Regions from separate parts of the Homo sapiens genome. Here region 2 is linked to region 1. A link is a loop called in an ENCODE intact Hi-C map of the cell type or tissue named here. Cell type or tissue: endothelial cell of umbilical vein. All regions are shown on one strand. Each heading gives the region's core, and the rest is flanking DNA. Links, peaks and the distances in the headings are about the cores only. Region 1 overlaps SLC38A4-AS1 (SLC38A4 antisense RNA 1). Region 2 overlaps SLC38A4-AS1 (SLC38A4 antisense RNA 1).

What was found. Peaks named below come from ENCODE experiments on the same cell type or tissue, not always from the same donor. Only the 100,000 strongest peaks of a DNase experiment are listed, where the experiment ranks them.
Region 2: it touches region 1 in a loop (2.7-fold over the local background); 5 of 110 quality-filtered maps call a loop at or near these places.

What each region holds. Positions count from the first base shown.
Region 1 is chr12:46,556,024-46,573,065 of GRCh38, forward strand. All of the region lies in intron 3 of SLC38A4-AS1 (SLC38A4 antisense RNA 1), which reads left to right. Among named protein-coding and RNA genes, the nearest start is that of SLC38A4-AS1, 180 kb to the left of the region's middle. In endothelial cell of umbilical vein, for the core only: no CTCF peak of the experiment used is centred there; a DNase peak (open chromatin) is centred at 6,998; H3K27ac peaks cover 2,455 bases.
Region 2 is chr12:46,436,403-46,448,883 of GRCh38, forward strand. The region is part of intron 2 of SLC38A4-AS1 (SLC38A4 antisense RNA 1); the gene reads left to right. The region is part of intron 1 of LOC124902923 (a long non-coding RNA gene); the gene reads right to left. Among named protein-coding and RNA genes, the nearest start is that of SLC38A4-AS1, 59 kb to the left of the region's middle. In endothelial cell of umbilical vein, for the core only: no CTCF peak of the experiment used is centred there; DNase peaks (open chromatin) are centred at 9,439 and 10,369; H3K27ac peaks cover 2,462 bases.

The DNA of each region.
Region 1 (17,042 bases), core at 5,540-8,039:
AAAGGAAAAAACTAAATGAAAATCATTGAGACAAAAGTTGACATTTATCTTTGGTCACTTACATGATGCAGAGGAGAGAGTACATGATAGATGCTCACATGCTGAACTAATTTAACAGCAGTTAAGCGTGAGGGCTCACTCTTAATCTCTTAGAGTTATTTAGAAGCCTTTCTATTTTAGGTAACATGCCTTAAAGTTCTGCTCCCTTAGTTCGCACTGTGCCTCATCCTATTGTTTATTTAGCAGGTTTTTTAATAGAGTCTGAGAATGAGCTTCTTGCAACTTTCACATTATCATATTACAACATTCACCACTGATTATCTGTACTCAAGGTCAATGACATTATCTCATTGGAATTCCCTGGACTCTGGATTTATAATAAGATAGTCCAAAATGCTCTTGTCTGTGATGGAAAAATACAACACAATTACTGTAAGTCAGTTGGTTCTTAAAGTGTTTGAGTTTCAAATTTGGCTACTCATCATATTGGCAAATTGCTTACTTTTCTTTTAAATGCTTGTACTTATATGACACCAATAAAATTTTCTTGATTAATGAAGTGGAAATATATCTACTATAAAAGGAAATTTAAAACATATATATTTCTGAAGTAACTAAAGAAGTAAAAATACATTTTAATTAATATTAAAGTATTTAAATCCTTCTATTCAAAAGCTCATTTCCTTAAGAACAAAGAAAACACATAATTTAGGATGATTTACTCATTAAGAATAAACCAAATGTTTTAAATAATCAATTAAACTTTTAGTCTCTTTTTTTTCCCATCTAAAATGACTCACTCAAATCCTATTCATACAAAAGGAAAGTGTTAATTTGTATCCTAATTCACCTTATATTTACTATAATGTATATTTCTTCTTTGGACAAGTCATAGCTTCTCCTTTCATAAAATAATATCTTCCATTATGTTACAATTACAAACTATGGCTCATAGGACCGGTGAATCATAGGGTTGGATGGAATAAGCCCTTCAGCAGTCATTTTCACCTCCAGGGCATCTCTAAACCATGAGTTGAACAACAAGGCGAGTGAGTAAGGTACACTTTCAGTCAGAAATACAGCTTTGGCTAGATGGAAAAAAAAAGAGTAAATCTGGGAACTCTTTTTCTCTTTAGCAAAATACGTCTTTCTTTCTTTTTGTCAAAGTGAATCTTATTTCAAACTGATATCATTAGAATAATAACCCCACGACAAAAATTGTTGTGTGAGACCATTTAGATTCACTTCATATGTGAGAATCGGATGCTAGCATCTGTAAGACATGAGATAAGCAATGTTTGAAGACAGCAGATTCTGCCCCCACCTATGTCAGCATAATTTATTACATGACTACAAAATACAACAACAGTGCATAAGTATAAAATGTGTAAAAAAATTAATGCTGCATACGTCTGTAAAAAGCCAAACAACAATTTAGAAGAGAAGGCAATTAGGGTAACACTTATGTACTAAGAAATCATTTGAAGTTGGGATACAATGTTATTTTCTTAACTGTCACAATTCACTCATGTTAAGACACTCCTATCTTGCTTTTATCCTCCATAGCATGTAAGGATAGTTACATTGGAGGGAAAACTTCGAGATGCTGAGCCAGGGTGGCTGACAGTGTGAGGAAGTCAGGAAAAAGTTTCAATCGAACCTGATCTCCTTGATCTTTATATGATGGTCTTTTCACGATTAAGCAACCATGAGCACGAAAGGAGAGACATGACTCACTCCAATAACCTTGAATAGTTGGGTTAATTTGAAATTTATATTCTTAAAAAGTTGTGATATGCAAAGACATAAACAACTGGTTTCTCCAGATTTTCAAATCCTGCTCCAAATTATTTTAACAAACACATATGTTATCATTTAAATGGGGGAAATGGCCAAGACCAACCCCAACTGGCTTCAGAGGAAGTTGGATACTGTAAACAGAAGATATGTTTTGGTCTGCTGAGCACCATTTTGGATCTGAATATGGTAAGGTAGTCTTAGTACTAATTTTTGTGGTTGGATATGCAGAGATTTCACTGGAATTGGGAAGATATATGAAAGAAGGGGTAGAGAAGGAGAAATGTTCATGGAAGGGGAGAGGAGCAGAATAGCCAGGGAGATGATGCAATACTGGGAAATCACAGAGGGTAAAGGCAGTGAGTGAAAATACAGGCGTTGGGGTGTCTGCAGGATTATTCAGCACTAGAATGTTTAATTGTCAATCAAGTGGTGTCTGTTTCTGTAATTGTAATGTATTCCAACTCCTCAAACTTTAGTAAAGTCTGTCATAAGAACCCATTTTTTGAGGGTTTTCTTTTGTTCTTGGATTGAAAATTATGGGAAAGGTTTCCTTCCATGTTGGGTGGAATAGGGTCAGCACCAACAGGAAGAGTGGTAAATGAGTAAATTAAGCAGAAGCAGGCATTTGGAGCCAAGGAAGTACCAGCTCTTCCTTCTCCAGCTTTCCTTCCCCCACAAATGTCTAGATATTTTGGAGAGGGTTTTGGTCTTTTACAACCCATGGGATGGATGTTTGAATCAAGGAGAGAGTAGATCCCAGATGATATTTATGCTATATTTATAAAGTCTGAAAATATAACAGTTCATTAAGGGAGAAAGTAAGGATGGAAAATTTTGATCTCTAGCACTCCTTTTTCTTTCATAGTGTTAACAGTGTAACACATGATATTGTTGGCATTTTCTTCTACAGACATACCAGACATTTAGCATTTATTTTTTATTTTTTTTAGTCAAGTCTGAGCTAGTCAATTATGTGTCTGGTAAACCAAAAGATATTACTGAAATCCGTGGCAACAGTTCAGGAACCATCTTGTGCACTTGCATTTATTGGAAGTATAATGGTAGGTTGCCTGTCTCTGTCGCATTCCTCATGGTACGCAGGGAAATTTGCTTGTATGTGAAAATATTTATAGGAAGCAGTTTTGTTTTGTGAGGCATGCAGACTGGTAGCTACATGTTTGAAGATACGCCCATTTTTCTGGCCCTTATCACTTATGAATAATGGCCGTGGGATAGAGTGAAAAAAGTATTAATAACTTAATGCTCAAACTTACCTTTTAAAAGGGCAAATTTCACATATATCTGAAGTGAAAATAAACCTGAAATATAATTTGTTTATGTTAAGTTAGAGTTTTTATGCACGTGCCTCCACTGTATTCTGCTACATTGGTAGTGGCAAAATATGCACATAAATGGATGAGAGAGAAATAGAGACAAAAGACAAAGGAAAGCAAAGATGTTTTAAGATATGGCATAAACAGCAGGTCTAATTTCTTTATTTGGTAAGTCTCGCATACTCTCTGTTTAACAGATGTGCCTCTCACTGCTGTAGCTTGATGTTCTGAGAGGATTCTCAAATAAAATTTATTTGATGGAGCAACACTCATATCATATATCTTGATATTTGAGAACCTTCCAGAAAAGACGAAAGTGTTCTAATAGAACAAGCTCCTTGTCTACGTATCTACATTTGGCCACAACAATGCTATTCTCATAGTTATGGGAAAGGCTGAAGGCCAAATTCGTGTCTGGTTTTGTATCTGGTCGAGTCCTTACATGCTTACATGAAGATTCAGGGAAAGGTTTAATTTTCCCAAGGCTCACAGAGGCAATTGTTTACTGGCACCAAATTATATTTCTGCTTAAAAAAAGATGACACAAACAGATACCATAGAAATCTAAAATGGCAGTCAAATATTAAGTGATTTTAATCCAAACAAATATAACCATAAAAACCTGAAGATTGTTATTAAATCTGGAAACATTATAACATTTTTTTTTGCTTTTCAAGATGAGTCTAGGACCACTTAGACCACAAAAAATCCACCTTGTTTTTGAGTTTGGAGGATATATCTCTGTGTGTGGCTTCCAAGGCTCCAAGTTTGTTCTAAAAAATCTACTCCTGTCCTGCGTCCTCCAATTCCTATTCACATAGGGCTGTGTGTGTGCATGTATGTGCTTGAACAATATTTTACACTTGCACTTAATGAAATTTACCCTCCTAAATTAGGCTTATTTTTCCAGCCTATCAGAATTCAGTAGCATTCTCATTTCTGCCTGGTTAGGATTTATTCTTCCCTGATTCTTTTCATTCACAAAATAGCAAATGTATCATATACAAATTCATTGAATCACTGATGAAAATGGAGAAGAAGGCAGGACAAAGAGAATCCTTTTATGGCACTGGTGCCCACCCTTCAGAGTGACATTGATCTGTTAACCGTCATTCTCTGGTGTGGTTGTTTAACCAGTTTAAAAATCACTTACTCCGCAAACATATTGAATGCTCCCTGAGCCAGGCTTTGTGCTGGGTGGTGGGAAAGACAAATGATACTATCCCTGACTTCAAGCAGCCCAAGGGAAGAAAGACATGAAAATGAAGAGCTGCAGTGAAGTGTGATAATGCCAGAGGTATATATTAGGCAAGGCACTTAAAAGCCAGCCTAGGATTTTCTGAAAAAATAAACTGAGGAGAGTAAGAGGTTTTCTGAGTTTGTTCAAAATATATAGAATTTATTTTTTCAGATAAATTTTAGCAACAGTTCATTACCAGGAAAATCCTATTAAAATTTTGATAATAATTGCATTATACTTTTAACTTAATTAATTCAATATCCTTATGCAGAACCATGATATGTATTTCATTACATCCCCATGTATTTTAAAAGGCAGTTTTTAGGATATTTTGTTTTTTGTTGCTTTTGAGAATAGGGATTTTTTTCTCATACTTTCTAAATATATTTTTGTGGGTTTCCAAGAAAGCCATGGGTCTTTGGCATATTTATCTTATGATTAGCTATGTTTCTGGACTCATTATTTCTAATGTTTTTCAGTTGACTCAACTGAGGTTTTTAAACCAAAAATCATTGCTTATAGATAATGATCATTTAATTTTTTCTTTTTAAACTACCTATTTGGTTGTGTATTTCATCACACTTTTGACTTTTTAGAATATTGTAAAGTAAAACCTTTGGTTTTAGTCACATACACTTGTACTTCAAGCACTCACAGTCCAGCTTCCGATGACTCTGCAGATGTGGGTTTCAGCAGCCAAGGTGTATTGCACCTGCTCATAGACCTTGGGAGTGTAACTTTCTCTGTTTTTACAAGATGTGCTCACTGCTTAATGATATCACAGATGCTGTTGCATTTTATTTCTAGATTCCAAGTTATTTTCTTGAATGTGTGAGAAATATAATTAGAAAATTAAATATTTTTGAAATTAAGAATAGAAATAAGTGGGAAAAAATGGACTGTAAAAAAAGAAAGGACTATTCTGTGAGACCAATTTATGACAGAGGTGATTTAACTTATAAATGCTTCATCACACTTTACCCCTAGGCGGGGTTGCCAAAATCATGAGCATGTTAATGTTAGCTGGTGCTTTGTGTGCTCAGAAGATATCACTAAAGAAGCCGAACACGGTGGTGCATGCCTATAGTCCCAGCTATTCAGGAGGCCAAGACGGGAGGATTGCTTGAGCCCAGGAATTCAAGACCAGCCTGGGCAATATAGCGAGACTGACCTCATAAACAAAACAAAACAAAAAACAACCAAAAAAAAAAAAAATAGATATCACTGTGAAAGGAAAATAAACCCCAGGAGCCCCAAATCACTAAGCCAAGGGAAAAGTCAAGCCTGGAACTACATCAGGCAAACATGCCTCCCATTTTATTCCTCAATAATACAGCTACAGGCTGGGTGCTGTGGCTCATGCCTCTAATCCCAGCACTTTGGGAGGCTGAGACAGGTGGATCACCTGAGGTCAGGAGTTCAAGACCAGCCTGGCCAACATGGCGAAACCCCGTCTCTACTAAAAATACAGAAATTAGCCAGGCGTGATGGCAGACGCCTGTAATCCCAGCTGCTTGGGAGGCTGAGACAGGAGAATTGCTCTGTTCTGTTGAATTTCACCCTGGCTATGGAAACCAATAGCTTATCTTCACAGGTGTGGGACAGAAAGTCATCCCTATGCTCATCTGAGACAAATGCATACCTGATTGCTTCCTCTGCCCTATTGTTTATGTAAAAATGCAGATTGACTGAGCCAGATTACATTGTGTATTCAGTGAAAGGCTGATGAAGGACTCAAAAGAATGCAACCTTTTGTCTTTTACCTACTTATGACCTGGAACCCCAACCCCCTACCAGAACCAATGACAATGTTACATATGCTGATGTCTCTTATCTCCCTAAAATATATAAAAGCAAGCTGTACCCCCACCACCTTAGGCACATGTTGCCAGGATCTCCTGAGGTTGTGTCATGGACGTGTTCTTCACCTTGGCAAAATAAACTTTCTAAATTGGTTGAAAAATAAATAAATAAATGCTTCATCAGTGATACATACGGATGTTACCAGAGTGATGTAATCTTGGTCAACAGATATTGCATGTCATTCAGTTCCTATTTTATGTTCTTTCCATCTACGTTCCTATTTCCTGGAATAGGAGTTGCTACAATGGCAGCAGCAGGCATCTTTAGTTTAGTTTTTCAGACATGAAAGGTACCTACACATATTTGTATCTTAGAAAGGTCACTCTGATAACACATTGAAGGATAGATTAGGGTAAGGCAAAACTAACAATAGCAAGACTAGTTAGGTGCTAAAGTAATACTGGAAAGAATGAAGAAGTGGGGCAGATCTGTGAGGTCTGAGGAGGTAGAGTCAGTTATTCTTGAAGAATGAGATGCAGGGCTGAGTAGATGAGAAATCAAGTATAGCTCCCCAGTTTTTTGATTTGATGATTGAGATACAGGGCAATACACCATGTGCTGCTGGAACCCACATCTGCGGTATCTTGGGAAGCTGGACTGTGGTTGTTTGAAATACAAGTGTCTGTGACTAAAGCCAAAGGTTTTACTTTACAATTTTGATGCCAATATAAGTAAAGAATAGAAGAGGAAAAGTAGGCATGGGAGAGAAGACAATGCATTCAGTTGTGCAATACTTTGAGTTTCAGATGCCTGTGTGACATCAAGTGGAAACGGTAGTTGATTCATGCATTTGGCACACAGGAAAAAACACAAATGCAACAGGCTTTCTATTCAGTCTCTTTCTTTCTCTGCGGCGCAAGGAAATAATGAGGGGCAGGAACACAGCAAGAACACAAACAGAACACAGTAAATGACTTCTGTATGCACTCAGTTGAGACTCTTCTACGGAAGTTTTATGTTTTTCTTTATTATGGTAAAATATACATAACATAAAATTGGTCATTTTAACTGTTTTTAAGTGTGCAGTTCAGAGGCATTAAGTACATTCACATTGTTGTGCAACCATCACTATCATCCCTCTCAATATTTCTTTTTTTAAAATTTAATTTTAAATTGACATATAATAATTGTACATATTTATGTGGTACATTGTGATGTTTTGATATATATATAATGTGTAGTGATCAGGTCAGGGTAATTAGCATATTCATAATTTCATTTTATTGTGTTGAGAACATTTAATATCTTCCCTCTAGCTATTTGAACCTATACATTATTGTTATCTATAGTCATCCTATAGTGGTATAGAGCACTAGAACTTATTCCCCCTATCTAGCTGTAATTTTATATCTTTTAACAAATCCATGCATGTCCCCACCTCTCCCTACCCTTGCCAGACTCCAGTATCCTCTGTTCTACTTTTTACTCCTAGGAGATCAAATTTTTTTAAATTATTATTTATTTATTTATTTAGCTTGTGTGAAAACATGTAGCCTTTATCCATTTATCTGTTATTGGATACCTAAGTGGATTCCATATCTTGGCTATTGTGAATAGTGTTCCAATAAACATGGAGGTACAGATTTCTCTTTAATATATAGATTTTGTTTCCTTTGGATAAATACCCAGTAGTGGGACTACTGGATCATTTGGTAGTTCTATTTGTAGTTGTCTGAGGAGACTGCATACTGTTTCCATAATGTCTGTACTGTTTACATTCACACCAACAGTGATTAAGAGTCCCTTTTCTCTACATTCTCACCAGTATTTGTTTTCTTGTCTTTTTGACAATAGCATAATAGCCATGCTAACTGGGGTACCTAATTGTGGTTTTGATTTGCATTTCCCTAATGATTAATGGTGTTGAGGATTTTTTTTCAAACACCTGTCGGCCATTGGTATGTCTTCTTCTGAAATATGTTTGTTCAAATCATTTGCCCATTTTAAAATTAGATTGTTTGGATTTTTTTGCTGTTGAGATGTTTGAGTTCCTTGTATATTCTGGGTATTAATTCCCTCATAGAAAAATAGTTTGCAAATATTTTCTCATATTCTGTCCATTGTCTTTTCACAGTGTTATTGTTTCCTTTTATGTGCAGAAGCTTTTTAGTTTGATGTAATCACATTTGTTAATTTTTGCTTTTGTTGCCTGTACTTTTGAGGTCGCAGCCATAAAATATTTGCCTAAATCAATGTTCTGGAGTGTTTCCACTGTGTGTTCTTCTAGTACATTCATAGTTTGGGGTCTTACATTTAGGTCTTTAATCCATTTTGAGTTGATTTTTGTATGAGGTAAGAGGTAGGGGTCTAGTTTCATTCTTCTGTATATGGATATCTAGTTTTCTTAGCATTGTTTATTGAAAAGACTGTCCCTTCCCCAGTGAATGTTCTTGTTGTCTTTGTCCATACCATTTGCCTATAGATACGTGGATTAGTTTCCGGGTTCTCTATTCTGTTCCACTGGTCTATGTGTCTGTTTTATACCAATACCATGCTGTTTTGGTTACTATAGCTTCATAGTATATTTTGAATTCTGGTAGTATGATGCCTGCAGCTTTCTTCTTTTTTCTATTGGCTGTTCTGGCTATTTGGAGTCTTTTTTGGCTCCATACAAATTTTAAGATTTATTTTCTATTTCTGTGAAAAATGCCATTAGTATTTTAATAGAGATTTCAATGAATCTGTAGATTGCTTTGGGTAGTATTATCATTATAAAAATATTAATTCTTCTATTATGAGCATGAAATGTCTTTCTATTTGTTTGTATCCAATTTGATTTCTTTCATCAGTGTTTTGTAGTTTTCCTTATAGTGTTCTTTCACCTCCTTGGTTAAATTTATTCCTAGGTCTTCTTTTTTCCATAGCTATTGTAAATGGGATTGCCTTCTTGATTTCTTTTTAATTAGTTTGCTCTTTGTGTATAGAAATGTTACTGATTTTTTATGTTGATTTTGTATCCTGCAACTTTAATGAATTTATCAGTTCTAAAAGTTTGTAGAGTCTTTAGTTTCTTTTCAGTATATAAGATTATGTCTGCAAACAGAGATGATTTGACTTTCTCCTTTTCAATTCAGATGCCCTTTATTTCTCTCTTGACTAGTTGCTCTGGCTAGGACTTCCAGTGCCATGTTGAATAAGAGTGCTGAAAGTAGGTATTCTTGTTTTGTTCCAGTACTTGGAGGCAAAGCTTACAGTTTTTTCCCCATTTAGTATAATGTTCACTGTCAGTTAGTCATATATAACCTTAATTATGTTGAGGTACTTTCTTTCTATCCTAAGTTATTGAGAATTCTTATTATGAAGGGATGCTGGATGTCATCAAATGCTTTTTCTGCATCTATTTTAGTAATCATATGGTTGTTGTCCTTCATTATGTTGATGTGATGTAACACATTTATTGATTTGCATATATTGAACCATTCTTGAATTCCTGGAGTAACTCCCACTTGAACATGGTGTATAATCTTTTGATATATTGGTAGATTAAATTTCTGGTATTTCATTGAGGATTTTTGTATCTATGTTCATCAGGAATATAGGTCTGTAGTTTTATTTTTTTGTTGTGTCCTTGTCTAGTTTTCAGATGAGGGTGATGCTGGCCTTGTAGATGGAGTTAGAGAGAGTTCTCTTTGCTTCATTTTTTTGGAATAGTTTGAGAAGAATTAGTATTAATTCTTCTTTAAAGTTTTGATAGAATTAGCAGTGAAGCCATCTAGTCCCAGACTTTTCTTTGCTGGGAGGCTTTTTATTACTGATTCAATCTCATTATTGGTCTTTTCAGGTTTTTTATTTCTCCTGGACTCAATCTTGGTATATTGCATGTGTCCAGGAATTTACCCATTTGTTCTGGATTTTCTAATACATTGGCATATAGTTGTTTATGGTAGTTTCTAATGATCCTTTGTATTTCTGTGGTATCAGTTGTAATATGTTTTTATTTCTAATTTTATCTATTTGGGTCTTCTCTCTTTTTTTCTTAATCTAGCTAATGGATTGTTGATTTCGTGTATCTTTTCAAAAAACCAACTTTTTGTTTCATTGATCTTTTGTGTTTTTTAATCTCAATTTCACTTATTTCTGCCATGATCTTTATAATGTTTCCTATTCTACTCATTTTGGGGTTTATTTTTTCTTTTCTAGCTCCTTGATATTCATCATTAGGTTGTTTATTGGAAGTCTTTCTCAATTTTTGATGTAGGCATTTATTGCTAAATATGTTTCTGATTAGCACTTTTGCTGTGTCCTGTAGGTTGTTGTATGTTGTGTTTCTTTTTTCAGTTGTCTCAATGAATTTTAAAATTTCATTCTTAATTCCTTTTTTCACCCAATCATCCTTCAGGAACAAGTTGTTTAATTTCCATGTGTTTAATATAAAAAATTAGCTGGGCATGGTGGTGTGTGCCTATAGTTCCAGCTACTCGTGAGGCTGAGGCAGGAGAATAGCTTGAACCTGGAAGGCAGAGGTTGCCGTGAGCCAAGATCACGCCACTCCACTCCAGCCTGGGCGACAGAGTGAGACTCTGCCTCAAAAAAAAAAAAAAAAAGTACATATATTTGTATAGTTTCAAATGTTTCTCTTGTTATTGTGTTCTGGTTTTATTCCACTGTGGTCAGATGAGATACTTGATATAATTTCAAGTTAAAAAAAATTTTTGAGACCTGTTTTGTTTTTGTTTTCGAGTCCTGAAGAATGTTCAACATGCTGATGAGGAGAATGCGTATTCTGTAGCTATTGGGTAAAATGCTCTTCATATGTCTCTTTAACCCATTTGATCTACGGTGCAGTTTAAATCATCTGATGTTTCTTGGTTAATTTTATATCCACATGACCTGTCCAAAGCTGAGAGTGGAAGAAGGTCCCCAGCTATTATTATATTGGAGTCTATCTCTCCCTTTAGAATGAGTACCATTTACTTTATATATCTGGGTGGTCCTGTGTTGGGTTCATGTATATTTACAATTATTATTTTCCCTTGTTGAATTGATCATTTTATTACTATATAATGTCTTTGTCTATTTTTATGACTTTTGATTTGAAGTCTGTTTTATCTGATATAAGTATAGCTATACTGGCTTGCTCTTGGTTTCTGGTTGCATGGAATATCTTTGTCCATCCCTTCACTTTCAGTCTATATGTATCTTTACAGAAGAAGTGAATTTCTTGTGGGTAGCATATCTTTGGGTCTTTTTTTCATTAAAAAAGTCAATTTAGCCCATCTATAGCTTTTAACTGGGAGAATTAAATCTTATACCCAAGGTTACTATTGATAGGTGAGAACTTACTCCTATCATTTTCTTGATTATTTTCTAATTGTTTTGTATAGTTTTTGTTTCTTGCTTCCAATTTCATGTTTACTTTTGTGATTGAGTGGCTTTCTGTGGTGACAAGATTTGATTTTTCTTTTGTGTATTGGCTGTATCAGTAAATTTTATTGTTTTGCTTTTTTTTATGATGTTGGTTTTCATTTTTTTCACTTTCAGATATAAGACTCCATTGAATATTTATTGTAATTCTGGTCTAATGGTAATGATTCCTTTAGTTTTTGCTTGTCTGTAAAATATTTTATTTCTCCTTTATTTTGAAATGATAGCTTTGCTGGGTATAATATTCTTGACTGACAGTTTTTTTTTTTTTTTTTTTCCTTTCAGTACTTTGAATATATCAGCCTATTCTCTCCCAGCTTGTATGGTTTCTGCTGAGAAACATGCTGCTGGTCTAATGGGGATTCCTTTATATGTGACTTGACACTTTTCTTTTGTTTTCTAGAATTTTTTTTTGTCTTTTACCTTTGAAAATTTGACTATAAGGATCTATTCAGGTTAAATCTGTTGGGGTTCTTTGAACTTCCTGGATCTGGATGTCCATTTCTCTCCCAAGACTTGGGAATTTTTTGGCTATTATTTCATTAAACATGATTTCTACACATTTTCCCTTCTCTTTTCCTTCTGGAACACTTATAATGAGAATATTTGTTTGCTTAATGGTGTCCCATAAATCCTATAGGCTTTCTTCATTCTTTTTATTTTTATTTTTGTCTGCCTGTATTATTTCAAAAGATCTATCTTCAAGTTTAGAAATTGTTTCTTCTGCTTGGTCTCTTCTGTTGTTGAAGCTATTGATTTTCAATATTTCATTTGTTGAATTCTTCAGCTCTAAGATTTTTTTTTTTTCGAGACAGAGTTTCACTCTTGTTGCCCAGGCTGGAGTGCAATGGTGCGATCTCAGCTCATCACAACCTCCACCTCCCGGGTTCAAGCAATTCTCTTGCCTCAGCCTCGTGAGTAGCTGGGATTGCAGGGATGCACCACCACACCTGGCTAATTTTGTATTTTTTAGTGGAGATGGGGTTTCTCCATGTTGGTCAGGCTGGTCTTGAACTCCCGACCTCAGGTGATCCACACACCTTGGCCTCCCAAAGTGCTGGGATTACAGGCGTGAGCCACTGTGGTTTTTAAAAAAATCATATATCTCTTTGTTAAATTTGTCATTCAAATCATGAATTATTTTCCTGATTTCATTGATTTGTCTATTTGTATTTTTTTGTATCTTACTGAGTTTCATAAGATTATTAATTTGAACTCATTTTGTGGCATTTTATATATTTACTTATGATTGTGTTCTGTTACTTAAAAATTATTATATTCCTTTGGAGGCATTATGTTTTCTTGCTTTTTTATGTTTGATGTGCTCCTACGTTGATTTTTATGCATCTGGTGGATCAGTTGCCTGTTCCAATTTTATAGAATAGATTTTATAGGGAAAGACTGATTATGAATGGGACTTGGGGTGCTGGTTCGATGGGGTGCATTGGCTTTGGTTTCAGGTGGATGTAGTAGTGTAGTCTCTGTGTAGTTCCTTCAGCCATAATTCACGCCAGTGACATTTGTGACTTTCTCAGTGGCCTAGGCTGAGATTTTGTGGTGATGGTGGTGTGGCTTTGCCATGGTGGGCTAGCTTATTTCTCAAGTCAAAGGAACATGTGTGCACATGGTGGCCAGCTTGAGTTCTGGCCACTAGGATTGGGAATGTTACTCCGGCCAGGGGCACAGGCATGTATTTGCTTCGCTGGCCTGGGGGCGTGTTTGCTGGGGTTGGTCTATAGGCTGTTTCTAAGGCCAGGGGCATATGCACACAGCTTCTTTGCTAGCCTGGGGGGTGTGCCCACCATGGGAAATCTGTGGAGCTGTTTCTCAGGCTCAGGATGTGGGCCACAGAGATGTTCAGCTGGCTTGGGGGAGCATTGCTAGGGGCTGTCTATAAGACTTTACTGAGACCCTGGTTGTTGGTGTGGGGACTTTGGGTATGCCAGGGGCATGTCTGGAAGGTGCCATGAGGCTGGTTCTCAGGCCTTGGATGTGGGTATGCAGCTTTACCACTAGCCTATGGGTATGCTGTCTGCTTGGTGACTCAGGGACCCCTCCTGATTGGGAGAAATGGCAAGCATTAGTTTGGCTGGCTCTAGGGTGGGTTTGCCCTGGGTAGGACTGCCAAACTGTTCCTCCAGCTGGAAGTGCAGATAGCAGGAGTTGCTGTGCAGGGCCAGAGTTGCAGCTGATCCTGGGCCTATGCTCTGCAAAGCTGGGTTTGTGGTGTTCAGCCACCCTTCTGAGCTTGCTGGAATAAAGATGGAGCCCCAGTGATAGAGAAGTGCACTGGCTACTTGATCCCAGAGGCGCGCACGCCTGAGAGGTGGCTCTGATCTCAAGGTGGTATGGTGATATAGCAGTTTGACTCACAGGAAGTGCGTGAAGGGTGGGGAGTGCGCATCTTACCCTCCCAATCCGGAGCAGTGCAGCTTTGTGAATTTCTGGCAGCTCTCCAAACCGGGCTCAGGGCTTGCAAGCACGGTGGGATTCTGTAGTAAGAACTGTAGGTGTCTGCGATGGCAGTGGGGCCTGGTGGGGATCTTCTGCTTACCTTTTCCCCAAAAGGGGAAGTCTCTCCTATCTACAGACTGATCAGATGGGGGTGAGGGAGATGAGGTTGCAGACTTTGCATCCACACTTTCCTCTGTGCTTCCAATTACCACAGCTGTCTCTCTACATCCCCACTGCCCTCCAGCACTCTCCTTTCAACACTCCATTCAAATCTTAGATGTTTTTTCACTGCTTTGGTCCTTTCTTGTTAGGGGAATGAGGGCCAGGTGTCTGTAGCCAGCCATCTTACTTATGTCACTCTAGAAATTTTTTTTTTTAATCTCCTATAATTGTTAGTGATGTTGAGCATCTTTTCATGTGCTTATTGGCCATTTATATATATTGTTTGGAAGAATGTCTATTCATATCCTTTATCCCATTTTTAAAATTTTTATTTGTATTTTAAGTTCTAGGGTACATGTGCAGGATGTGCGGGTTTGTTGCATAGGTAAACATGTGCCATGGTAGTTTGATGGACCTATCAACGCATCACCTAGGTACTAAGCCCAGCATACATTAGCTGTTTTTCCTAAGGCTCTTCCTCCCCCTCACCCCGCTCCTCCGACAGGCCCCAGTGTGTGTCGTTCCCCTCCCTGTGTCTATGTGTTCTCTCTGTTCAGCTCCCACTTATAAGTGAGAACATGTGGTGTTTGGTTTTCTGTTTCTGTGTTACTTTGCTGAGGATAATTATTTGTTTTTCATTGTTGAATTGTAAAGAAAAATTTTAAACCCTAAAGAGTTAAAGTCTGACCATTTACCCAATTGTGATTTTCATTATTTGTAACTAATAATTTTATTCATTTAGAAAACAGCATACGAAGCATTGAATTAAAATGTGATTAAGTAGAATGAATTTCAGGTACATTTTGCACAGATCTAATATTTCTAGCTATCTTTGCCTAGCTAGATGCTTGAGATGATTTTTCCACATAGTGAATCAGTGTGTATCCTTTTTGCCCACATTCACAACTATTTCTGTACTTGGCTAAAAGTTCTAAGAACTATGCTCAGACTCTTGTCTTGCTTACAAAAATGCTAGATAAATATATGCAAATGACAGTGTGTTTTCCACTTTCAGGATATATTTGGCATTAAACTCGGGACAAAAGAAGACACAAACTTTATCTTGTGGTTTGGGTCCTCCAATCCTCATAAAAGTGTGGTTTCACCTGTTACCTCATAAAGGTGCCATTGCTGTATGCACATCTGAATCTGTTTACAATTTGAGAATAGAGGTGAGAAAGAATGATTTTCTATTTTGTGACATTCGTATGGTCAAAATTTTTATGAAATCTCGCCATGAAATTTCCCTTTTCTGAAAATATAACATGAGAAACTTTTTTAAAAGAGTAAAAAACTATTTAATTACACTCGTGTGCTCCAAAACAAACCTGCACTCAATTGTTTGTAATTGGCTTAGCAGACTGATTTAGGGGCAGTAAATTTTAATAGATTTCGATGATATTCAGCTATTTCTACATTAACGAAGGGAACTATATTATTTAAAAACGCCCCAGAGTATAAAGTATTGTTTATAGAAGCATTCAGTAAAATGTTGCATTGTAAATGACCTAAAATTGTTTTCATATGTTACCATTTATTTATCCCCAGGCAGATTGTAAGCAACTCAAAGGAGCTGTTTTTAATCCCCTTTTATTGCATAATATCATGGTCCATGTACAGTGCTAGCTAAATAAGTGTTGCTGACTGATTGATCTGGGACTTGAAACTTTTAAATTTGCTATTCAAAAGTTGTTTTACACTTTGGGTGGAAGAAAAAGAGGCTTTAAGACTTACAATGTTTTGGTTAGACAACCAGTTTTAATACATTCTGAAGAATTCAAATGTGGGTAAGTGGACTCATGTGCTGTATATTCCAAGCATTCAGAAATGTTCTTTGGCTGTACCCTATTCAATTTCATTTACCATTCAGTTTTTTTTTATTATTATACTTTAAGTTTTAGGGTACCATTCAGTTAATGAAGTCAATATTTATCAGCCTGTGGTAGACAACTCTTTTTTTAAATCCACTTGCTTCTTATGTATGACCCTTTGAGGCTTTCCAAACAGCATCTTCAATTTTGTCTGTCATGGCACTTGTTTAGAACTAGAAAAATCTTTGGTATAAGCTTGGGAGAGGACTTCTCTCATGTCTTGCAAATTGAAGAGCCCCAGCTTTTTCTAGACCAACAAAGTGAAATATGTATTTCTAAACCTTGAGAAATACACTTTACAATACCACTTGAAATGTGGTTAACCTGAAATAAGGTATGCTATACATGCAAAAGACAGTGGATTTTGAGGAGTTAGTACCAAAATAATTAGAATATAAAATACTTGAATAATTTTAAAATATTGATTCCATGTTGAAATTATAATATTTTGGATATATCAGGTTAAATAAAATGTTATTAATTTAATTTCCCATTTCTTTTTTTCTATATTTCACAATAAAACAGAAATTTTAAAAAGACATATGTGGCTCACATTAAAATTTTACTGGATAGTACTGTTTTTAGAGCAGGGTCCCTCAATCTCAGCAGTATTGACATTCTGAGTCAGATAATTATCTGTCAAGGGTTGTTCTGTGCATTGTAGGATGTTTAGCAGCATCTCTGGCCTCTACTCGCTAGATGCTAGTAAATCTCATCCTCCTCAGCTGTGACAACCAAAAATATCTCTAGACAATTTCCAAATGTCCCGTGGTGCATAAAATTGTTTCTGGTTGAGAACCATCCTTGAGACTGTAAAGTAGTGCTTGTAGAGACATTCACTAGAATGTTGCTTAGACATGTCCTAAGGTCTTTTTCATGGGTTTCAGGTTGTTTTACCCAATAGATTACCTGCAGTGTATGGAGCATATGTTAAGTTCATTTTGCTGCATAATA
Region 2 (12,481 bases), core at 8,251-10,750, 120 kb before region 1:
AAGACAACAGCACCAACTAAAAAAGAGAAAACTAACAAGAATAAAGTAAAATGAAAAAATAACCCGTAATTCTACCATCTAAAGATAACTACTATTAACATTTTGGTATATATTTCAGGTTATTTACAATAAATTATGTAATATGTGAAATATATAGATAGATAGATACACACATTAAATACAATTTTACAACACAATCATAGTTTATATATGTTCCACAGTGAGCACATCTATAGGGACCTATCCCAAAGGCTTAAAAGTTATCCAACTGAAAGTTGACTTATACATTTTTCATTTACAAAATACAAGGCTCCTAAGTTGTCTAACTTATCCTGTGATGACTAGTGGCTGCCAGGATTATGCAAATATTTTCAGAAAAACAAATATGCTTAATACGTCTCTTCAAGGTAAAAATGACATTTTAATAGTGAATGAGAAAGCAACTGCTTTTCTAACTTAATTTGCTGTTTTGAAAATGGATGTGGTAGCAGCCTCTGAGGTTGCTGCCACTGATCCCCTCTTCCTGGCATCCATGTCCTTGTCTAATCCCCTCCCCTTGAATATGGGCTGGACCTGTGACTCTAACAAACGTTTGAATGTGACACAGGACTTCAGTTCGTTTCAGCATTTCAAACAAAACAACTTCATATTCACATAATATTTCATAAAATTCTTTCCTATGCATAGTTCCATTCAAGCATCCCAACCTCTTGAAATAAAGAAGAGATATAATATTTGTTTCTGTTTTAAGTGAGAAAATTAAGGGCTCAGAGAGATATTAAATGATTTGTTCAAGGCCTGTCTGACCAGACGGCTTGTACCACAATTCAAATCCTGCTCTGCTGACTTTAATTCTCAGTCTCCTTCATTCTAAAGGACGATTCTACTCTTCAGTCTTTAGACTTTCCAGAGTGGAGTAAAAAAGTGGCTGGCTAGGCTTTTGTGGTCTCAGATTCTGGTACCTGTGTCACTATAGCACAATATTCTAGTCTATATAGAGTGATTCCTCAATTGATGTTTGTTGATAATATGGAAATTTCATTCATAGCAAATTGTGGTGGTGTTAAATACTGTCATTACTTTACTTATCCACGTAACTCTATGTGAGATTAAGATTTTGGTAACTATCTGGCTATTTTGATCAAGGCAGATACCTGGTAATTGATATGTTAAGGCATTTTTCTCCCTGAGTTATTGGATGATGAAATCATAGAAAATTAAACCTAGTAGCAAACATTAGATGTGCATATTTGAAGACAGATTTTTTTTATAGCTGTACTATGAGTTATTTTTTTTCTGTCAAATATTATTTATGAGGAATGTTGAGGTAACTAGAGAGGAAAAATGTCATAGAAAACAGTTCCCTTCAGATGATCTAAGAGGTTCATGTTGTATACAATGCACCTCTTATCAGAAAGTTATTGGTGATACCATTTCTTTTCCGGTAAAGCAAAGCAAGTCTTCATTTTTACATATTTGACATCTCTGAGTTACTTACTGATGTCAGAGAGGGCATCCTTGATGTATGTTTATTCATATATTTTCAAAAAACAGTACAGAAAATTTTCCATTACTGAAGAAATAAATCCACAAAAACCAAAGGCTTGAGAATATTCCTTTAAAAAGATAATTTATTGACTTTTGTGCATTGGGGATTAACCAAATCTGTAACTAGAGATTAATCTGGAGAAGGGGGAGAGAGGAATAGAATGTGAATGGGACAGAGGCAGAGGAGGGAATGTGAGGGAATTAGGGCATTAGTGCTGCTGGAAGGGTGTGAATATGACTTGTTGAGGCTTTCTGAGTTTCAGGCTCTGTGCTACGTGCTCTGCATATATATCTTCTTCTTAATCTCTGTAACAGACCTATGAGGTGACAGACATTATTATCCACAGTTTTCAAATGAGGAAACTGGCTCAGAGAGGTTTCAATAAATGACCCAAGATCACACAGCCAGTAAATAGCAGTCAGGATTTGAACTCACAGATGTTTGTACTTCAAGTCTGTGTGCTTTACCGTACTGCATACGTCTGTCTACAGAGTGCTGATTTTACAGATATTTTCCCCAACTTGGCTATTGGTTAACTGTCCAGATTTGTTTTTACATGAGTAACGCATGCTCCAGTTTATTTTTATTCAAAGATAAGTATATATAAAGAGATGTAGATCCTTTTATGGTTTGCTGAAATTTATTTTGAACTTAGTTCTCGTGCATCAGAAATACCTTATTAATTGAAAATAGACCCATTAATTACTGTGTGGGATGTGAAAAAATGCATTCTTTGTAAATTTCTAGTTTTTCCTTTGGACTATGGTAATTTGCATTTGTCCTATGCTTTTGGCAGTAGCCACAGATTTCAAGTATTAAACATAAGTGAAATACTGTATGTGATTTTCTATATTGTATGGGAGGAAAAAAGTCAATCTGGGGGACAGATCCAAGTGATGTGAGACTCCAGCTGAAGGCTCAGGTCCCTCTAGGGAAAGTCACAGCAGCCTGACGGTGTAGGAAAATGGCACTCTGCTGCTGTCAGTTTACTTGGCAGTGCCTGGCAAAGAGCACAGGAAAAACACCAGAGCAGCAATGAGCAGTTTTTCAGCTGCCAGAGAAAAAGTTTCACAAACTGGGAATTTTACAAAGGTACACTAATGTCTGATACTAATTTATTCATCAAATATTTGTTGCATAGTATATGCTGAAAATACAATGCTGAATTAGTCATTGTTCCTGCTTTCAAGGAACACACGGGCCAGACGGGAAGACAGTCTATAAATTTCAGTAAAGGGCGTCAAGGGCCATAGTCACAGGGCCTTATGTGAGCACCTAGGAGAGGTACCTGGTTTCGCCGGAAGTATTGGGAAATGTTCCAGAAGAGGGAATATCTATTCTAAGCCAGACTGTCTATATAATTTGCGGAGTCCAGTGCGAAATGAAAATGTGGATCATTTGTTCAAAAACTATGAAGAATTTCAAGATGGTGACAGCTGAGCATTAGATAAAGCACAGACACTTCTAATTGAATTTCCTTCTACTTAGACTGTAATACCCACAATGGGAAAATTCGAAACCATTGTTTAACAAAATGAACCCACTCTGGGCATTTATGCTGTTTGTTTCCTTTGAAGTATTACTACATAGCAAAAATCTAAGGGTCTACAATAATGTATTTAAATCAGCCTGGTGTGGCCATGATAATTTTGGAAGAACAATATTAGAATGGGTCATGAATGTTTAGTATTTGTTGCATTTCCCCCAGAAAAGGAAAGTTTCTGGGAACTTCAGGGAATATTTAAATACTTTCTCCAGCAGCCTGTTGCCTCTGAAACAAATAATTTATGGAAATGATAAAAAGCAAGTGTTAGTATGTTTGTTGGAAACGAAAACAGAAACCCTACCTGTTGATTACAAAAGCAGAGAACATGGTATCCATGGAATATTGTATTACAGTATTTTTCACAACTACTCACTGTACCCTTTAAAGGTTGTATAATGCCTGCTGGTAGCAAGGTAGCCATACGATTTATAGTAATTCCCTGAGGAAGGACTCTATCTATCCTTCTCACTTGGCCATGTGACTTGCTTTGGCCAATGGAGTGAAAGGACGTGATGTAAGCCATGTCTGAGTAGAAGTTCCAGGCAAATGCTTTAAGGGCCATGGCAGTTGGCACTCTGCTTTCCCCCTGCCACAAGTTCAGCATGTTCCCCGGAGGAGTTCTTTCTTCAAGCCTGGATCCTGAAAGAAAAAGCCATGTGGAGCACAGTCATGGCCAACACATGAAATGTGAATGCGAAGTAAACCTTGGTTGTTAAAAAGCCAGTGAGATTTTTTGGGGTTATTAATGACCATAACTGGGTGAAAATTGGCTAACACAGTGTTTTTATTTATAATAGGGCAATGAGTCACAAATACATCATTTGTCTAAAGGACATTCAGCGATCTCACTCCTCTGGGGAATGACACTGCTCTAATAATGATGATCATATAGGTTTTTCCAGAGGCAGATACACTGGGAATTCTGCTAATGGTAATCTGATCTGCTGGGAAATCAAGCTGAGTCCTCCAGGCATGAGTTGGGTCTAAATGGCTAAACCCCTGTCCTCACTTCCCCACCTGGTCCAGCTGCTTGCTGCCTACTTGATCTTAGACAAGTTGCTAAGCCTCAATTCCCCAATTTGTAAACTTGGAATAGGACTATTTACTTCATAAATTTGTTAGGACAGGGTCAGCTTCTATTTCTTCTGTATCAATGCCATTTTCCCACACAGTTTCTACCCCTCTGATTAAATTAGCTCTTGTTTGACTTTGTCTATCATTTTTAATGTAAAAGAAGTAAGACATTTGTAGATTAATATTGAGCTTCTCTTTGTTTCTCCCCAAGTATCTATTCTTTCTTCAGTGACAACAACTACCTCATAAAGGGTATATACTTTATTTTGATATTGGATATATATGCATATACATACATAAGTTAAAATATGCATAAAACCATGTTCTGTACACAGGAAAAATTTAGGATAAAAGAATTAGTGAAATCTTCTTTTCTTAAAAGGATTATGGTGGGGGAAGTGGGTTCACTTCTCCCTATGAAGCTGTTAATTCTTTTATGTTACTTGGCAAAGCTTGCTTGCTTTCTCTTCCTTTTTTCTCTCTCTTTCTTTCTTTTTCCTCTTTCCTTTCTTTCTTTCTTTCTTTCTTTCTTTCTTTCTTTCTTTCTTTCTTTCCTTTTCTCTTTCTTTCTTTCCCCTCCCTTCCTTCCCTCCCTCCCTCCTTCCCTCCCTCCCTCCCTCCCTGCCTCCTTCCTTCCTTCCTTCCTTCCCTCCCTCCCTCCCTTCCCCCCCCTCCCTCCCTCCCTCCCTCTCTCTCTTTATTTTTTTATTTTCTTTCTCCTCTCTTTCTTTCTTTTTTTTCTTTTTGAAGCAGGGTCTGGCTCTGTCATCCAGGCTGGAGTACAGTGGTGTGATCTTGGCTCACTGCAACTTCCACCTCCCAGACTCAGATGATCCTCCTGCCTCAACCTCCCAAGTAGCTGAGACTAACAGGCATGTGCCACCAAGCCCAGCTAATTTTTGTATTTTTTGTAGAGACAGGGTTTCGCCATGTTGCCCAGGCTGGTCTTGAACTCCTGAACTTAAGCAATCCGCCTGCTTCATCCTTCCAAAGTGCTGAGATTGCAGGCATGAGCCATCGTGCCTGGCCTGGCAAATTTTTCTAATTGTCACTATCGGTCAAGTCCTGTCCTACGAACTGAGAATAAAGAGTGGAACTGGATAGAAAAAGGCCTGCTATCTTTTAGCTTACCTTCTAGTAGGAGGAAGCAGACAATAAACAATTAAGCCAATAAGTAGACCCAATAAAAGGCCAAAAAACATGAAGTAAGAGTCCTTGGGAGAGCTCTCTACTGAATGGATAAGAATAATGTGTTAATTTATAGCTGTTTCAAGGAAGAGTAGCAACATTTATTGAGCACCTGCTAAGTTTCAGCTAGTTTATCTGTACTCTTTCATTTAATAATTGTAATAACCCTGTGAGTAGGTCCATTTTATAGGTCAAAAACTGGACATTCACAACTAGAAAGTCAACTAACTTCCCCTCAATTACCCAGCTGATAAATTCAAGAGTGGACCTCTAATTCTTACCTCCTACTTCTTCCTCAAGCCCAGTAATCTCTTTTAAGTAGGAAAAACATATCTCTTTCTGCTTACCCTCACCTATATCCTCAGTTAGGCTTTTTTAGATTATAAGTGATATTTTTCTTAGAATAAAGTTAAATTTCAGCTTTCCCTGCATTTACAGGAAATATTCTTTAAAAACAGAGCACTGGACTTAAATTCTGGAGAACTACCTTCAAACTACTGTCCTGCTACTCAATACCCATGTGGTTTCCGGCAAGTCACTCAACTTCTATGAGCCTGTTTACTCATCTGTAACAGGAGATAGTGCCAGGTATAAGGTTTTATGATCCCTAGTTTTGAACTAGTGGGGTCTGGCTTCACAGATTTTACTATACTTTGCACACTAATATTGCACACTGACATAGAGTCTCTCTCTGGTGATGTGCACAAGGATTTATATAACTCAGATCACTTCCACAGCACAGTGACTCAGAGCCCCTGGAGTATGAAAGACTGAATCCCTAAGTCTGGCTCACGAGCAGTAAGATCTCCTTTTCCTCTGCATTTTACCTAAGTGTTTTTTTTTTTTTTCCAGGCTGGGAGAGTTTGCCTCTGGCGTGCCTCTGCTCTTGAGGGTGAAATGGGCTCAGAGTGACTTTAAAGGCTGCTCAACAAAGGCAGGAACACCAGAGAATTATCATTTTCTTTTTCTTCAGCTGACTGGATAAGTGTAGCTGTAATAGAGTATGGTTCAGGAGGGCAAAACCACTTTGGAAGAAACCTTGAAAGTGATTCAATTTCAAGTCACAAGATCAATTATGTGAGGTTCTAGAACTACTGATACTGAGTTTTACAGCAGATTCATGGCACAGGTTCAGAAGGTGATTCAGGATGTCTCTTTCCTTGGACATTAAAGCTCATTACCTGAAAATTACTCAGCCTTGGCCCTTAGGGAAATTTTAAGTGCCCAGCCCAAACGGCATAATCCTATTTAAAATACCAAGATTGCATGATAATGAACAACATCGAAAGAAAACACTTGTCTGGGTCAGATCTCATCAATTAGACAATTTCCAACAGAGAACACATCTCTAGATAACTACATGTCTGTCATATAAGGGATATGTGGACTTCCGGCTATGTGCTTACAGTAAATTATCTCAAGAAAACTAGGCAGCAGGTAGAAAAAGAGCAATGCAATCCCACTTTTTTAATGCTCTTGCCTATAGTCTTTGATGGACTGAACTTCATTTGATGACCATTTCTATTCTTGCCTGCAATTTGGGAATGTTAAATCCTATCTCATAGGAGTGTGTATGGGTAGCATGAACTAAGGTAGATAAAGGCTTCACGTGGTGTTTGGCATGGCGTAGGTGTAGATTGGACCTCAGTTTTCTGCCCATGTTTGCTCTTCACGTACCTGTCTGGTATCTGTATGTGCTAAGCTCTGAGCCTTACAAACCATAGGGAGAGATATGCAAACTTGCCCTCAATGAGCATGTTGTCTAGCGAGGAAGATGAAATGCATAGACAGACAACTAGAGGTGGGGTTTGAGGGAGCCCAAGAAATAAGCACGCTTTTCCTGGCCCAGTTGCTGACAAGGAGATTGAGAGAGGGTCCCAGAGGTCAGTGGATTCTGGAGAATGTGGCATGGATGTGTTAGCTCAGGGGACTTGCCAGTCCTTCAGTCAGGCAGTAAGAGGACATCCCCAGTTGCCAGTCATTGGAAACCTAAAGAACTACAGGCTTCCTGGGGTAGGGGGACAGAATGGGTGCTGCAGGCTGGTCTGCAGAGGGCAGGCAGAGGTGCTGAGCAATCGCACTGGTTGAGAGAGGGGAGTATTGCTATTGTGGAACCTTCTCCACATGGACACATGAAACAGCAGAAAGGGAGAAGGAAAAAACCCTAATAAATTTAGCTTGCAATTTAAATTGAAGGGCTAAGAATAACTGACATTAATACTCATGCCTCATTACTGGTTGATTTATTTGGTTCTCAAACCATGGCTGTGTGTCAGAATCACTCGTGGAGATTTAAAAAATTACAAATACCTGGCTCCACCTGTTGGAGATTCTAAACCAGAGGATTTGGGAAGAGGTTTAGATATCTACATTTTAAAATCCCACTACAGGTCATTCTGATGGGCATCCAGGGTTTTGACCCACAACATTAATTAAGCAACGGTAGGCTTGGTTAATCTTTAAAAATACAACAGTCTTTAAAAAGGACCAGTGCTAATTGCATTATGCTTCTGTGTAAAAAAAATACAAAACCCTCAGATTTATTTGTCCTTTCTGCCAAAACAGAGATAAGAGAAGATCAAGGGAGTAGACAGATAAAAAGGTAAGTCCTGTGTCTTCTGTCTTAGGTTTTCATAGAAGTAACCAGAAGATATATATTTTTTTGCTTATCTTTTTTCTATAGTTAGTATGATCAAAGCTAACATTTCAAAAGCTGATCTTCCCTGGAAACATGAATAGGAACATAATACATTCAGTTGAAATTTTATCTAACTTTTAGTGAGTGCCTACTGTGTGCTAGAACTATGCTTGGCAGTTTCCTGTGTCTTCCCAGGTGAGGAGGTCAGGCCATAAGTGTAGTAGGATTAATGACGGCATTCTGAGCTAGTGAGAATGTTTAGGAACCATGACTTAAACGTTTATCTGCATATGATTCTCACTGCTGATGAAGATATGGTGATGCTGCAGCACGTATGTATTGTGGAGACACTGAAATTTAATACAACTTTTTGAACAAAAATTTGATAATGTATCCTAAGAACCAGATCTATATAAATGTTCTTAACATTGCACCCATTATTTCAATTTCTGAGAATTATCTTAAGGAGATACTTTTTTAAAGTAACATGTTTCAGGTAAGAGGAGAATAATTATAATGTATTTTAAATGTAGCTATATCTGGAAATTACATAAATTTTAATCATTAAGGAAATGATAGGTGAATTATTGCATAATGACTTTTAGACACTTAAATCTGGTCATTATAAAGCCTCTGGAGGAACAGGTAAAATGCTTAAGACAAAAAGCCAAAAGAAAAAATATGTACCAGGATAGTAATTAAAAGTTATTCATTAATGTTGGAAGGAAGTGTGAAGATGAGATGTAGTTTGTGTGTGGTAGTAGAATTCTGAGCATGTTTTCCTTTTTGGATGTGGTGGATGCACATTGTCCGGTCTTCCCAGCATCCCTTCCCACCCTATATGCAGCTAAGAGGAAAGGAAACCTTTCACCTCTGGCCAGTGAGCTGGGATGCAGTTTGCTTGCAGTCATTTGCAGCCTTTCTCCCCCTTTTTTTTTCCACTGCCAAATCAAGGAAACTTGCCCGTAGTAAGAGATAAAAAACTAAAAATCTAGAGAGAGGCTGGAGTCAGAGGGATGAACAGATGTGTGGAGAAAGGGGTAGAGAGATGGACGGGCCCACCTGAAGAGACCTTTAAGTTGGCGAGACAGTCTTCTAAATTTGGCACCTATGTGACACCGTACAATTTCTTTCTTATACTAGTTAATCTTGTTCTAGTCTGCTGACAATCAAAAGAATTCTGACAATAGAATTGGTTTAATTTTTAAAAGTTTTTAATTCTATGTTAGAGTCTGCCAAGGTTGTTGTTTGTTTTTAAATGAACCTTCTTTACTTTCTGAAGTACTAGAACATTTTGTACTTGTGTGTAAATACTGCGTTTATGAATCATTTCCCATTATTTTACTGATAGAATGTTGGTCTTTATTGAACTGTCATTTCCTTTCAGGTCTTCTTCTCAGCTTTTCCTGCAACATAACCACATTAACTGTTTTTCCACATCCTGATTCTGACAATAGCCATCCTGAGAATGCTTTTGGAAAGGGTAGTCTGAAACTACAATGTGGATTCAAATCTGTATAAGGCAGAAATGTATGGGGAATTCTGAAATCAATCAACAAACAGTAATTGAGCACCTATTATGTGCCAGGTTCTAGGGCTACAATGAAAATAAAAGTAGACAGAGCTCCTGTCCTTAACATGCTTATCTCTGTGTGTGCTGTGTGCATTCACTGGAGGTCCAGGGAGGCTTAGTCTGGGAGTATATTTAGCACTTAATATTTATTTAATACATCTGCAAAACGTCAACAGGATAACAAGCAACATTTATGGACCTTTAATAAGATAAGGTCTGTGCCATATCTTATTTTCCCCATTTTACCAGATGAGGAAATGGAGGTGCAATGAGGATATTTAATATATCCAATATTACAGAGTTAATAGGTGCCAAAGGTGGATTTAACCTGACACAGTCTGGCTCCTTACCATAGGATATTGCTGCTTACACGGTTGTAAGAAATCTGCTCAGAAATGCTGAATCTGTTACTTAAATTAATTTTTAATTTTTTTTGGAAAAATAATTATTAAGTTAAATGTTGGTGGTGAGATATACAGATATCTGACTGGAATAAGACAGGAGATTCCCTTTTCAACTTGCTATAGTTTGAGCCACAGGAAAAAAGTTCTGAAAAAATTAGTTCATCCATTAATTCATGTATTCAACAGCATTTTCAGCATACTACCTGCTACTAAGCAAATTTTGTAGAAAGCCCTTGGTTTGTTAAGGGTAAATGGAACAGAAACAAATCCTTAAAATATAACATAGGATGGTAAGTTCTGTAATAAAAGGGTTAAAAAGGAACTTTGAGAGCATTAAGAGGTGAAAGGAGGGGAAGGAGGGAGGAAATGTTATGAATTGTTTGACAAGTAAGCTAGGCGTTGAAATATGAGGAGGAATTCTTCCATGGACTTGGGAGTGGGTATAGGAGTAGTGGTGTAGAAAGGGACTTCTGCAACAGGATCTGCTTCTAAGCTCAGTCAATCGTGTCCTGAGAATTGCAAGTGGCTCTAAGACCAGGACTAAAAAGATAGGTTGTGCCAACTGAGGGAAAGCATTTGGAATTGTCTTTGAGGTCAGGGCTATATAAACTCTTTTAATTGCATACACCTACCAGTAAAAATAACTTGAGCATATACTCTTCAAATATGTGTTTATTTGCATATATTTATTTTTATATATACACTATCAGATTAGTTTCTTATATCCCTTCGGAAATACACACAGATGTAATTAAATAGGAAATATTTAAAGATAATGTTAGTTTTTGCTCCTATAAAATTTTCTTAAACATTAGAATGAATAATGTGTTTGAAAATGCAGATATGTTTTTGAAAAATTTGATTTAACACTTTATGATGGGGTAATTTAAAGGACTGGTTCTAAGTTCAGTTTATTTTGATTTCTAGTTTTAATTAAATCAAGACACTTCACAAATAGTGAAGTGCAGTTCCGATTGAAGGAGTGTTTGTTGGCATTATAACTAAGTCATAATGCAGTTTTTGCAGTTTTTTTTTTCAGTCTTAAACACTGTACTTAGGTTTTTCTTGAAATGTAATTAATAACTTTCTGTTTTTCCTGATATCATTTAGTCATTCTTGTAAACTCTTTGGAAGATGTTGCATTTTAATATTTTTAGTAGTTGGTTCAAATTCATAATCTGAATTATTTAGACACAGGCTAGAAAATTCTGTTTCTCATCTTTTTTTTAATGTGCAGATAGGAAAGGTTTTTTTGTTTGTTTTGTTTTTTTTTTTTTTTTTTAATGAGACACAGTCACATTACTTTTAGCCATTAAATCAATGATGAGGAAACATTTCCCCAATTGTATGAGTTATCTCTTGCTGCATAACAAATCATCCCCACAATTAGTATGGTAAAACAACAGACATTTCTTTTCTTTTCTTTTTTTTTCTTGAGACGGAGTCTCGCTCTGTCGCCCAGGCTGGAGTGCAGTGGTGCGATCTCGGCTCACTGCAAGCTCCGCCTCCCGGGTTCACGCCATTCTCTTGCCTCAGCCTCCCGAGTAGCTGGCACTACAGGCACCCACCACCATGCCTGGCTAATTTTTTGTATTTTTAGTAGAGACGGGGTTTCACTGTGTTAGCCAGGAAGATCTCCTGACCTCGTGATCTGCCCGCCTCGGCTGGGTTTACAGGCATGAGCCACCGTGCCCAGCCGACATTTCTTATCTCATAGTTTCTGTGGGTCACAGATCCCAGGAGTGGCTTAGCTGCATTATTTTGGGTCAGAGTCTCCCACAAAACTGTGACTGAGGGGTTGGCCGGCCTTCCAGTCAGCTCAAGGCCAAATTGACTGAGGCTCTGCTTCCAAGTTCCCCCACGTGCCTGTTGGCATGCCTCAGGTCCTGGTCAGCTGTTGGCTAGAGGTGGTAGTTCCTTGCCATGGGCTTCTCAATAAAGAGAGAGTAAGAGAGGGTGAATAAGATATAAGTCTCAGTCTTTCTGTAACATAATCTCAGAAGTAACTCTTTACATAATCCTATTTATTAGAGTTACTAAGTCCAGTCCATATTCTAGGGCAGGGAATCACACAAGGACATAGATACCGGGAAGAGAAGATCAGCAGGGGCAACCTCAGAAGCTGCTAGCACACCCATTTTCAAAGCAACAAATTAATTTAGAAAAGCAGTTACTTTCTTATTCACTATTAAAATGTTACCTTTACCTTGAAAAGACATTAAGCATATCCGTTTTTCTGAAAATATCTGCATAATCCTGGCAGCCACTAGTCATCACAGGAAAGGTTAGACAACTTGGGAGCCTTGTCTTTTGTAAAAGAAAAATGTGCAAGTCCACTTTTAGTTGGATAACTGTTAAGTATTTGCTTACAAAATAACTAGCCAACTAGTAAGGACAGTTAATTTGATACAATTAAGCCCTTTATAAAGTAGGTTCTTGGCAAGTCTTTTAAGTTCAATAAACTTTTTCATCAAACTTAAAAGACTTGCCAAGAACCTTCTTTATATAT